Regions from separate parts of the Homo sapiens genome. Here region 1 is linked to region 2. Evidence: read pairs that join two places in POLR2A ChIA-PET (ENCODE). Cell type or tissue: PC-3. All regions are shown on one strand. Each heading gives the region's core, and the rest is flanking DNA. Links, peaks and the distances in the headings are about the cores only. Region 1 overlaps LOC124901731 (a long non-coding RNA gene). Region 2 overlaps ST7 (suppression of tumorigenicity 7).

Region 1 (5,387 bases), core at 123-5,122, 190 kb after region 2:
GATTTTGACAGAGCACCATTGGATGGATAATGATGCCATTTGCTGGATGGTGGAAGACTTGAGGAAGGGCTGTTGGTGGTCAAGAGTTCTATTTTTACTTGTTAAACTGGAGGTGCTTGTCACATGATGATGCCAAAGAGACAATTAAATGTATGAATTTAGAGTTCAAGGGAAGATGTGAATTTGGGATTTGACAGATGTTAAACTATAGGACTGGATAATGTTACCTATGGAGGGAGGGAGGATGGAAAAAATGAGGCTCTAGGACTGAGCCTAAGTTCTCCAACATTTAGCATTTCTGCTTGGGAAAACAGTTAAGCACAGGAGACTGAGAAGGATCTTTCTGTGGCATATGTGGAAAATCAGGATGGTGTGGTGTCACTGAAGCTGAGAAAAAAGCTAACCAAGGAAGAAGTGATCAATTGGGTTAAATGCTGTTGAGAAGGAGTACAAAATTGAAGGCAGAATCAACACCATTGGTGACTTTCACAAGAGCAGATCCGGTGGAATGAGAGATGGGAAACATGACTGGAGTGAATCCAGGAAAGAAGGAGGCCTGCAAGTAGAGGTTGTGTCTTTCAAGACATTTTACTGTGCAAAAAAAGAGAGAAATTTAATATTGCTACTACTTACTGATTCTACCCTGTGCTAGACATTTTTGCAGATGTTATTTACATTGTTCACAACAACCTTCGAGGTATTTTTAAATTTCCATTGTATAGATAATTAAAAAGAGGATCAAACGGGTAAAGAAACTTTCATAAGGCCACATCATTAGCAATGGCAGAGCTGGAATTCAAGCCCAGATCCTTCTTAGTTCAAGTCCTATCTCATTCTGTTACACCATTTTCTCACTGGAGCATTGGGTTACTCCACTGGGATGATTTGCAGTGACCTAAGAATTCCCTCTCAATTTCTGGGTGGAAATACATTTTTTGAAAGTTATTGCCATCCTGAAATTTCACTATTTGGGATTAAAGAAAACCTGTTCTTGAAGGTTTTTCAGACTTATTAAACAGAATTTTTTTTTTTTTTTTTCTGAGATGGAGGTTTGCTCTTGTTGCCCAGGCTGGAGTGCAATGGCGCAATCTTGGCTCACTGCAACCTCTGCCTCCCAGGTTCAAGCGATTCTCCTGCCTCAGCCTCCCGAGTAGCTGGGATTACAGGCATGCGCCACCATGCCCAGCTAATTTTGTATTTTTAGTAGAGACAGGGCTTCTCCATGTTGGTCAGGCTGGCCTTGAACTCCCGACCTCAGGTGATCCACCCACCTCAGCCTCCCAAAGTGCTGGGATTACAGGCATGAGCCGCTGCGCCTGGCCTAAACAGAATGTTAACATGATTTTAAATATTGTCTATAAGCTCATGACATCCCACCTTTTTCTCAATCCAGAACTTTCCTTTGGGTTCTGGGCTCATGCATTCAATTTGACATTTGAATGTCTTACAGGCATTTGAAAAGTGACATACCCCAAATGGTATTATTGACTTCCACACCCTCCTCTTCCAATTGTCCACATATGAGTAAATGGTGACAGGATCCTTGTCCTTTAACTGCTTATTGCAGAAACCTAGTAGTCATCTCCTAATCCTCTCTTTCCTCGTCTTCTACATCAGATCCATCAAGAAGTATGTCCATTCTTCCTTTAAAAGATGCCTCAAATCTGTCTGTCCTTTTCCACCTTCAGCATTCCCATTCTTGCTACTGCCCACCTGAAGTGGGTCTTTCCCACACCAGCATCTCGCCTGTCAATGTTAATTTCCTTCTAGCACTTATCCCATGCTGTTATAACTTAGTTTCATGTTTTGTCTGTTACATGTCTCCCTCTCTAGAATGTAAGTTCTATGAGGATAGGGACTCTATTTTCATTACCGTTGTGTCCCCAGTGTTTAACATAATTAACACAATGCCAGGCACATGATAGATGCACACCAATATTTTGGTACATGAATGAAAGGATGAATGAAAACATAATTTCCATGTGGAAGGTGGGGGCCGAAGTCAAGGAAATACCCCCAGCCAACTGTGACTAAAACAACAATGCTTTCCCCCAAAATAACCCACCCAAAGTCAGCAAATTCAGTCTCTCCACAGTCTTTGGGACACTGTGGCTCCTGGGGCTAGCTCCCTGCCAATGACATCCTTTCCTTCTCCTTCTCCTGGGTAAGTTGCACATTATTCTTCTTTGACATGGCAGTAATACAAAGGACAGCTTCTTGTTCAGTAGTTTACAAAGCACATGCAGGTATGTAACTTTAATAACCTGTGAGATAGGGAATCATGTTTTACAGATGGGACATTTGAAGAGTAAGTGAATATGAGTTGGTAAAAGCTGAGCTGAGTGTTGGGCCCTCTTGACTCTAGTTCAACTCTGCTTTCCACATAGCGCTCTTATATTTTCTATAAAAAGGATATCATAACCAATTTCAAAGTATAATAATGTTGTAAGGTCAATATTATGTGATTTGCCTAAGCATAGAAACCCTTCTGTTGAAAAGGGACATCTACTTAAGAATTCTACTTAGGGTTCAGCTTGCTCATTTCTGAAAACTAGGAAATAAGCTAAAGATTGTAATGATTTATAACTTACTGAGACCTTTTTTTTAAAAAAGAAACACAGTCTCACTCTGTTGCCCAGGGGCATGATCATAGCTCACTATAGCCTTGAACTCCTGTGCCCAAGCAATCCTCCTGCCTCAGCCTCCCGAGTATCTGGGACTATAGGCATGTGACACCATGCCCAGCTAATTTTTTAATTTTAAGTTTTGTAGAGATGGGGTCTCACCATTTTGCCCAGGCTGGTCTTGAACTCCTGGCATCAACTGATCCTCCTGCCTCGGCTTCCCAAAGTGCTGGGATTACTGGCATGAGCCATTGTGCCCAGCCTATTGAGATCTTTACATGTAATGATCTCACTTGTTCCTCAAAATAACCAAGGGAAATAGGTAGAATCGGTTTTATTATCCTCATGTTTGAGACAAGTTATCTGAGGCTTAGGAAGGAAAGGGCTTAAGGTTATCTGTTTATAGGACATTGATTAAAAGCAAGAATTCCTAAAGGAACACTACCTGTGTTTGGTTTCTGGTAGTAATACAATCTTGGGTGAATTCTATAATCCTCTGTGGACTAGTTTTTTTTTTTTTAATCAAAATGAGGATAATAATAGTATGTAGCTCATCAGATGGGGTAAAGATTATATTTGTTAATCAATATAAAGCATTTTATGTAATGTTTGGCACATGGTAATCTCTCAATAAATGCTAACTGTTAAAAAGTGACTAAGCCAGGCCTTGGACCAGTTCTTTGCTCTAACTTCGTTTCATTCAAGTTTGTCATATACTTATAAAATCAAGTGGCAACAAATTTCTTTTGAAATGCTCTTTTGGGGAGCATCTTAGGCCCAAGAATGTCTTGTTTAGATTTTTACTTAACTCGTACCTGAATTGCAGAAAAAAGATAAAAATTTAACGTTGCTACATCTTATGAAATCACTGGATAGGAAGTAATTTTGGCAGAGAGTATGCTGAAGATCATGATATCAACATAAAAAGTTGTTCTTTTTCATTTTTAGTTTTCTTCCAAACCTTAAGAATGTGGCAAGCTCTTTTTATTATGACACATGCTCAGACTTACCGTATGTCAAAGGAGAAAAATTTTCTTTCAACATTGCATGTTTAACATATCAGAGGCTGCATCAATTATTTATCACTTTTTCTGTCTCTTTGATTTCTGTGCAGAATATGTTATTCCAAGACCTGGATTAATTTAATCAATATATTTTAAAAAAGAAAACCAATGGGAGTAATACCAAGAACAGAAGCCATGGTCCTCAGAACCCGGAAACTTAAAAATTATTATGACCGTGGTTAACTCCCCAGGCAAACTCACATAAAACAAATCAATATTATCTGTCCTTATTAACAGGTTACTTCATTCAAACAAAAGTTCTTATGGAGCAGATACTGCTTTCTTCAAATTCCCATGTTTGGCAAAATCTTAATCTTTGCCATGGGTTTTCAGTTTCTCAGAAGGAGAGAAATGACATTCCTTTCTCAAAGGAACTGCTTTGATTGCCACTCTATTCTCTTTTTGGTTTGTCTGCAATCTCTGTAGCTTATCTGGCCACACATCTTTCTGAGGCTCTCCTATGGGAGCACGAAGCTGAAGGGCAGATCCTCAGTACCAAGGCTAGGTCTTGAGGTTGGCGCTGGTTAATTTTGAGTTTTCAGCCACTGCCACCTCCTTATCCCAAGAGAACTCCATGCCATTCCCCTACTTCACACTGGAAGAGTCTTCCCTGATGTCCAGTGACAATTTTAATTTTGAGGTTAACACTGAATTGGGTAGTAATCTTCATCTCTGCCACGTGCAAAGTCTCATCTAGTTTTATATTTCTGTTTTTAGTTTTTATTTTTTTGTTTTGAGACAGTCTTGCTCTTTCGCCCAGGCTGGAGTACAGTGGCTCGATCTTGACTCACTGCAACCTCCACCTCCCGGATGCAGGCGATTCTCCTGCCTCAGTCTCCTGACTAGCCGGAATCCCAGGCGCCTGCCATCATGCCCAGCTAATTTTTGTATTTTTAGTAGAGATGGAGTTTCACCATATTGGCCAGGCTAGTCTGGAATTCCTGACCTCAAGTGATCCACCCACCTCAGCCTCCCAAAGTGCTGGGATTACAGGCGTGAGCCACTGTGCCCGGCGGAGTTCTACATTTCAAACAATGCTGGAGATGCCCTTTAAGATCTTTACGGTTCACTTTCTAAAAAGTGGGAAAATAAAGATGACCTTCTACTTTGGAATTTCGTGAGAGTTATAGCATGATAAGATTGGAAGAGCTACTCTTTAGAGCTGGAAAAACTGGGTTGAAATCTTGGCTCTGTTACTAGCTGATTAACGTGGATAAATTTTTAATCCATCCTTAATTTCAGTTTTCTTATCTCTAAAATGATCATACTAACACTAAGTGGTAAGCTATTTTGAGGATTAAAAAAATGATGTATATGAGTTTCAATGCCCGATGCATAGTAAATCCTTGGCTTTTTTTTCTCTCATAGCGCAAGTACCATGAGGAACTAAGCTTTATGTCAGGGGCTCACAGACACATTTGGTGTGGCCTGAGCAATTTTATTTTTTAAAAAATGGGTTGGCCAGGTACGGTGGCTCACGCCTGTAATCCCAGCACTTTGGGAGGCCAAGGCGGGCGGATCATGTGGTCAGGAGTTTGAGACCAGCCTAGCCAACATGGTGAAACCCCATATCTATTAAAAATACAAAAATTAGCTGGGTGTGGTGGTGCGCACTTGTAATCCCAGGACTTGGGAGACTGAGGCAGGAGAATTGCTCGAACCCAAGAGGTAGAGGTTGCAGTGGGCCAAGATCAATGCC
Region 2 (5,387 bases), core at 127-5,126:
ATTTGGCACCCCTGAATCCCATCCCAGAGTCCTGCTACAATTTAACCCTTCGTGATCCAGGTTGGAGAAAGAATCATTACTGAATCAAGAGACCTGGAGTCTAGCCAACACGGCCACTCATTACCTCTCTGATCTAAGATAAATTCTAGAACCCCTGTATGTATCTGTTCCTTCACTGGTAAAATGAGGAGGTGGAACTGGAAAATCCCTAAGATCTAGTCCAACTTTAATAATCTTGGACTCTACTTTAAACCAATTACAGTCAGAGGAGAAAACTCAAGTAACTCCTGCTGATACCTACTCCTTTTCTAGCCCCCACTGTCCCCTCTTCTATCCTGCCAGGGCTTTGGGAACAGCCCCTCCTCAAAGGAGCCAGGATGTATTGTCCTAATTCAGCGTGTTTATGTTGGATGCTGATGTTCTGGGGAGCCTCCTCCTGTTTACAGGGACACTGTTCCTTTCTAGGCAGACCCCCAGTAACTCAGCCTGGTGGTAAGTAGACAGATACACACACACACATTAACACACACACACACACACAAAATACTTAAACTGTTGGAGGATCTGCCTACTAGAGGGTTCATGGCTCATGACCTGGTGGGTCACACCTCTTAGGACAATGTGGCCTGGGTGCCAGCAATAAAGCTTCTGAAGGAGACCATTCTTCCAGGACTTGATTGAGACAGCTGGACACAGAGTGTGAAGCTTTTCATAGAGGACAGCTCAGGGGCTGAGACATAGCTCTCCTCTCTTTCTCTTTCATGGCTTCCCTCCCTGGACTAGTGCCTGCCACGCGAGTCCACGGTCCTCTACCCTCCTCAGAGGAGAACGAGCATGGCTTCCACTTCACTCTTCCCTCTTAAATCAGAAAATCACAGCTTTATCATAATATCTTACATCGCATTTCCAAATTATACAATAACCGACTTTGTTATTACACATGTTTTAAAATACCAGGGTTGGATTATAAATGTTCACTCTATTTTTCTGCATTTCAGAAATGAAAATAGGGGGTTTTCCCTCTAGTCTCAATTCTCACCAACATGTGAGAGCTAAGTCAAAATGCCTTAAGGTTATGTCACATCCCAATTTCACCTTATTACTAAGTCAGAACAAACATTATCTAAGATATCTCATCTTGCTGCTCTCCCAGGCCTCTTACCACCCACTCCAGCCTGCATCTGCATCAGCATTTCCTTTTCATGTTTTGTCATCCTCATTGGCTTTGCTTACTGAGCCCCAAGTCTACCTCATGGCCTATCCCAAAATGTGAGAAGACTCCACTAAAAAAAGGATTATCTGGATGCAGAAGATTCCTAGAGCGTATGCCCAGCTCCTCCCATTACTGGGCTCTACTCCCAAGACCTCAAAATTTAAGTAAGCTAAGACAGATGAGCATCTAGCACTAACCAGATAAAAGAACTACCCTATGAAGTGAGGAGAGAATTCAGCTACTCAACTCAATATCATGACCCAGACCAGTGCTCCACATTCTCCATGGCACTAACCAGACTAGTTACTAGCTACCTAGAACCTAGAACCAAGGCAATGGTTCTGAGAAATTGTCAGTTACTTTCACAGATAACAATCATCCTTATTGAGCACAAAAGCATAATTATGACCAAACGCATGAGTAAAACATAATAAAAGATCTGCTTAACCAAACTCCAAACCTTCAGATAAGGGCTCTTTCTGGATACACAACACCTGTTTGTTGTTATGCTTTAAAAGGATGGTGGCAATAGTGGCAGGATCCCCGGTTCTCAGTGGCTGCAAAGCACAGATCTCTTACATGGTTGTAGGGCCACTCCCTTCTTACAGTGGCCTCAAGAGAACTAAAATCAAGTAACCACAGCTGGAAAAAGGAGGTAAATAACTTTTATAAGAGGTGCTGTGTGGTCTCCCTATCACTGATGTTTTAACTCTATCAGAAGATGACTATAAAAAAGGACATTGGGTTTATGTGTTTAAGGTTAGCCAATTAAAAAAAAATATAGCAATTAATCTTGATGTATAATTAGCAGTCATGAGAAACATTACTAAAGTTACTAAAATGCCTGATAAAAATAAGAAAGATTAAGATTTTCGTCCTACAAATATGAATCCAACAATAAATATGCTTATTCATTTTACATCCTGACAGTGATGGTCATTTTATATACATTTGAATCAAAGCTCTAGTGTAATGATCAGAATCAAACTATAGGTTTGTACAACAAACAGGGAGGTACCCAAGCCAGACATATCCCTCTGTAGAAAAGCTTCTTTAGGCAAACCACAGACCTTCCTGTGTGGTTTTGGTCTGTTCACATGATTGGCAAAAGGAACCACTGGAAAATAAGCAAAGAAAGTCATAAAAAATAGTCATGAATGGACTAGTGTGGGTTGTCCCAGAGGCCAAAAACAAAAAAAAAAAAACAAAAAAAAAGTGGAGAAGTTCTTTAAGGAATTTCTTAGCTGTAGCATACAGCTGCAGTTCTAGGTAAGCAAAGAAGATCACAAATTTCCATGGTACTACAAAACAAATCATTCTCAATGTTTTCTAGCAGGAGCTGGCAAATCCTTTTTATAAAGGGCCAAATAGTAAACAGTTTAGATTTTGTGGGACCATCTGTTCTCTGTCACAACTACTCTATTGTTTCAGTGCAAAAATAGTCATAAACAATACATAAATTAATGTAGCCATGTTCCAATAAAACTTTATTTATAAACTTTGAAATTAAATTTCTTGTAATGTTCACATATCATGACGTATTCTTTTGAAAATTTTTCAGCGATTTAAAAATGTTAAAAAAAAAGTTAGCTTATAAATCTCACAGAAACAGGCAGCCCATGGGCTACAGTTTGCCAAACCCTGTTCAACAATATTTACTGTGGTTGATTTGACCTTTCTCTGCAAGAGCTCTAATCTTCAATTAGGTCTCTGCCATTGACAAGACTCACGAAGATAATGGAATCCATCAACAACTGCCTGATTGCATCAGGGTCAGAAATTCAAGAAAAGTTTCATCCCAATTCCCTTCATTTCTGATGATACTATGAACAATACCTCATTCCCTATCACATTAGAACTGGTGATAAATGCTCAATTTCTGAGAAATTGTCAACTACTTTCCCAGATAAGGAAAACCACATACCTCCAATCCACATACATCTCTAGCCCTTGAAGATTATATAAAAATGGAAATCATGGGCTAAGATTTCCAAGTCTCTTCAATTATATTATAAGCCAGGAAAACTTTCTATAAAACATACTCATAGTGTAGAACACAAGTAATAGCTAGTTTGTCTGAGAAAATCTGACCCTGTTCACCAACAATTGCTGAAAGGGAATTCTTGAGAAACAAGAAACAGACTACAATCCTAACTGCACAGTTAATTAATTTGGTTAGACATTTCACAACAGTATCACTTCATTTATGAAATGAAGAACTTAAAATTATTTCTGAGGTTTTTTTCTAGCTCTAAAATACAACAATTCTGTAATGAGTTACGCTGATCATGATACCTACCTCATTAAGGGTTTCGGCAGATTTCTATTAAAGTTCACATGGATGACTTTTTTTGTCATTAGCCTTCAGATAAGAAGCAGATAATTTCCTCTCTGCTTTTTTGTCTCTGGTTTTTTGAAAGGCTATTGAAAATATATTTCTAATCAAGACAACTGCTACATTCTTAAAATTTTAACACAGATTCTTACAGTTTTAACACAGATATAGGTGATTCTAAGAGAAAATGTAGTGAAGTGTATTACTTGGAAAATGTTTCTAGAGACAGACATTTGTGCCTGTGCAACTATAGACTTCAAATTCATAGAGACAGAAAGTAGAATGGTGATTGCCAGAGGCAGGAGGAAGAAGAAAATGGGGAGTTGTTTAATGGGTACAGAACTTCAGTTTCGTAAAATGAAAAGAATTCTGAAGACTGGTTGCATGGCAATGTGAGCATGAGCTCCTAAGAAGACAGTCAGCCTGTCCTGTGAAGCTTTGAAGCCAGGCATTGACTTCTCTCCAGCTATGAAAGGCCTAGATGGCATCTTCCTCCAATATAACACTGTTTTCACCTACACTGAAAATCTGTTGTTGAGTGTAGCCACCTTCATCAGGTATCTCAGCTAGACCTTCTTGATAATTTGCTGCAGCTTCTACATTAACACTTGTACTTTACCTTGCACTTTTATGTTATGCAGATGGCTTCTTTCACTAAACCAAATAAACCAACCTCTGCTAGCTTCAAAGCGTTCCTCTGCAGCTTCCTCACCTCTCTCAGCCTTCATAGAACCCCTGAAGAAATTAAAGAGAGTTCCTTGCTCTAAATTAGACTTCGGCTTAAGGGAATGTTATGGCTGGTTTGATTTTCTATCAGACCACTCTAACTTTCTCCATATAAGCAATAAAGCTGTTTCATTCTGTTACATTTGTGTGTTCATTGGAGTAGCACTTTACATTTCCTTCAAGAATTTTTCCCTCGCATCCATATCTTGGCTAACTGGCACAAGAGGCCTAGCTTCTGGCCTATGTCAGCTTTTGACATGCCTTCGTCATTAAGCTTAATCATTTCTAGCTTTTGATTTAAAGTGAGAGGCATATGACTCTTCCTTTCACTTGAACACTTATAAGTCACTGTAGGGTTATTAATTGGCCTAATTTCAATATTGTGTCTCAGGGATTAGGAAGGTCGAAAGAGAGGGAGAGAAACTAGAGAAGGGTAGGTCAATGGAGCAGCCAGAACACACACACTTATCAATTAAGCTCTCTGTCTTATATGGATGTGGTTTGCGGCACCCCAAAACAACTACAATACTAACATCAAAGATCACTGATCACAGCTCACCATAACAGATATAATAATGAAAAGGTTTGAAATATTGTAAGAATTACCAAAATGTGAGTCAGAGACATGAAGTGAGCATGTGCCATTGGAAAAATGGCACGACAGATGCTCAATGCAGGGTTGCCACAAACCTTCAATTTATAAGAAGTGCAGTATCTGCAAGGCAGAATAAAGCAAAGTGCATCAAAACAAGGTGTGCCTCTATATGGTTAGGGTCAGAATAACTGGCTAAACTAATTATAAAAGTTTGGTAGGAATTAGGTATATTTCTGTTCTTACATTTGTTGAAAAATATTAACTTTAAATGGCAATTATGCAAAGCTTATACAAATTTTAATTGTGAATAAAAAGACATAAAAATATAAAGAAGGAATAAACATTGTGCTGTTACATCTAATGCCTAGCAATGCTTGTTGAGTCAACAATTGAACTAGCTTGAGTAGAAAGCAACTCCTGAAGTCTAAGAAAGGGTACAAACCATTCAGAATAGGTAGTCATGCTACACTGCTACTGACTGGTGATAGCATTCTGAAAACACAAGGATGGTAAGAAGG

The links. Peaks named below come from ENCODE experiments on the same cell type or tissue, not always from the same donor. Only the 100,000 strongest peaks of a DNase experiment are listed, where the experiment ranks them.
Region 1: POLR2A ChIA-PET joins it to region 2 with 18 read pairs; 2 of 35 experiments call an interaction of 5 or more read pairs at or near these places.

Annotation. Positions count from the first base shown.
Region 1 is chr7:116,814,047-116,819,433 of GRCh38, reverse strand. All of the region lies in intron 1 of LOC124901731 (a long non-coding RNA gene), which reads right to left. Among named protein-coding and RNA genes, the nearest start is that of CAPZA2, 46 kb to the left of the region's middle. In PC-3, for the core only: no CTCF peak of the experiment used is centred there; no DNase peak of the experiment used is centred there.
Region 2 is chr7:117,006,289-117,011,675 of GRCh38, reverse strand. All of the region lies in intron 1 of ST7 (suppression of tumorigenicity 7), which reads right to left. Among named protein-coding and RNA genes, the nearest start is that of MIR6132, 11 kb to the left of the region's middle. RefSeq lists an enhancer at 591-670. In PC-3, for the core only: no CTCF peak of the experiment used is centred there; DNase peaks (open chromatin) are centred at 1,125 and 2,295; H3K27ac peaks cover 1,535 bases.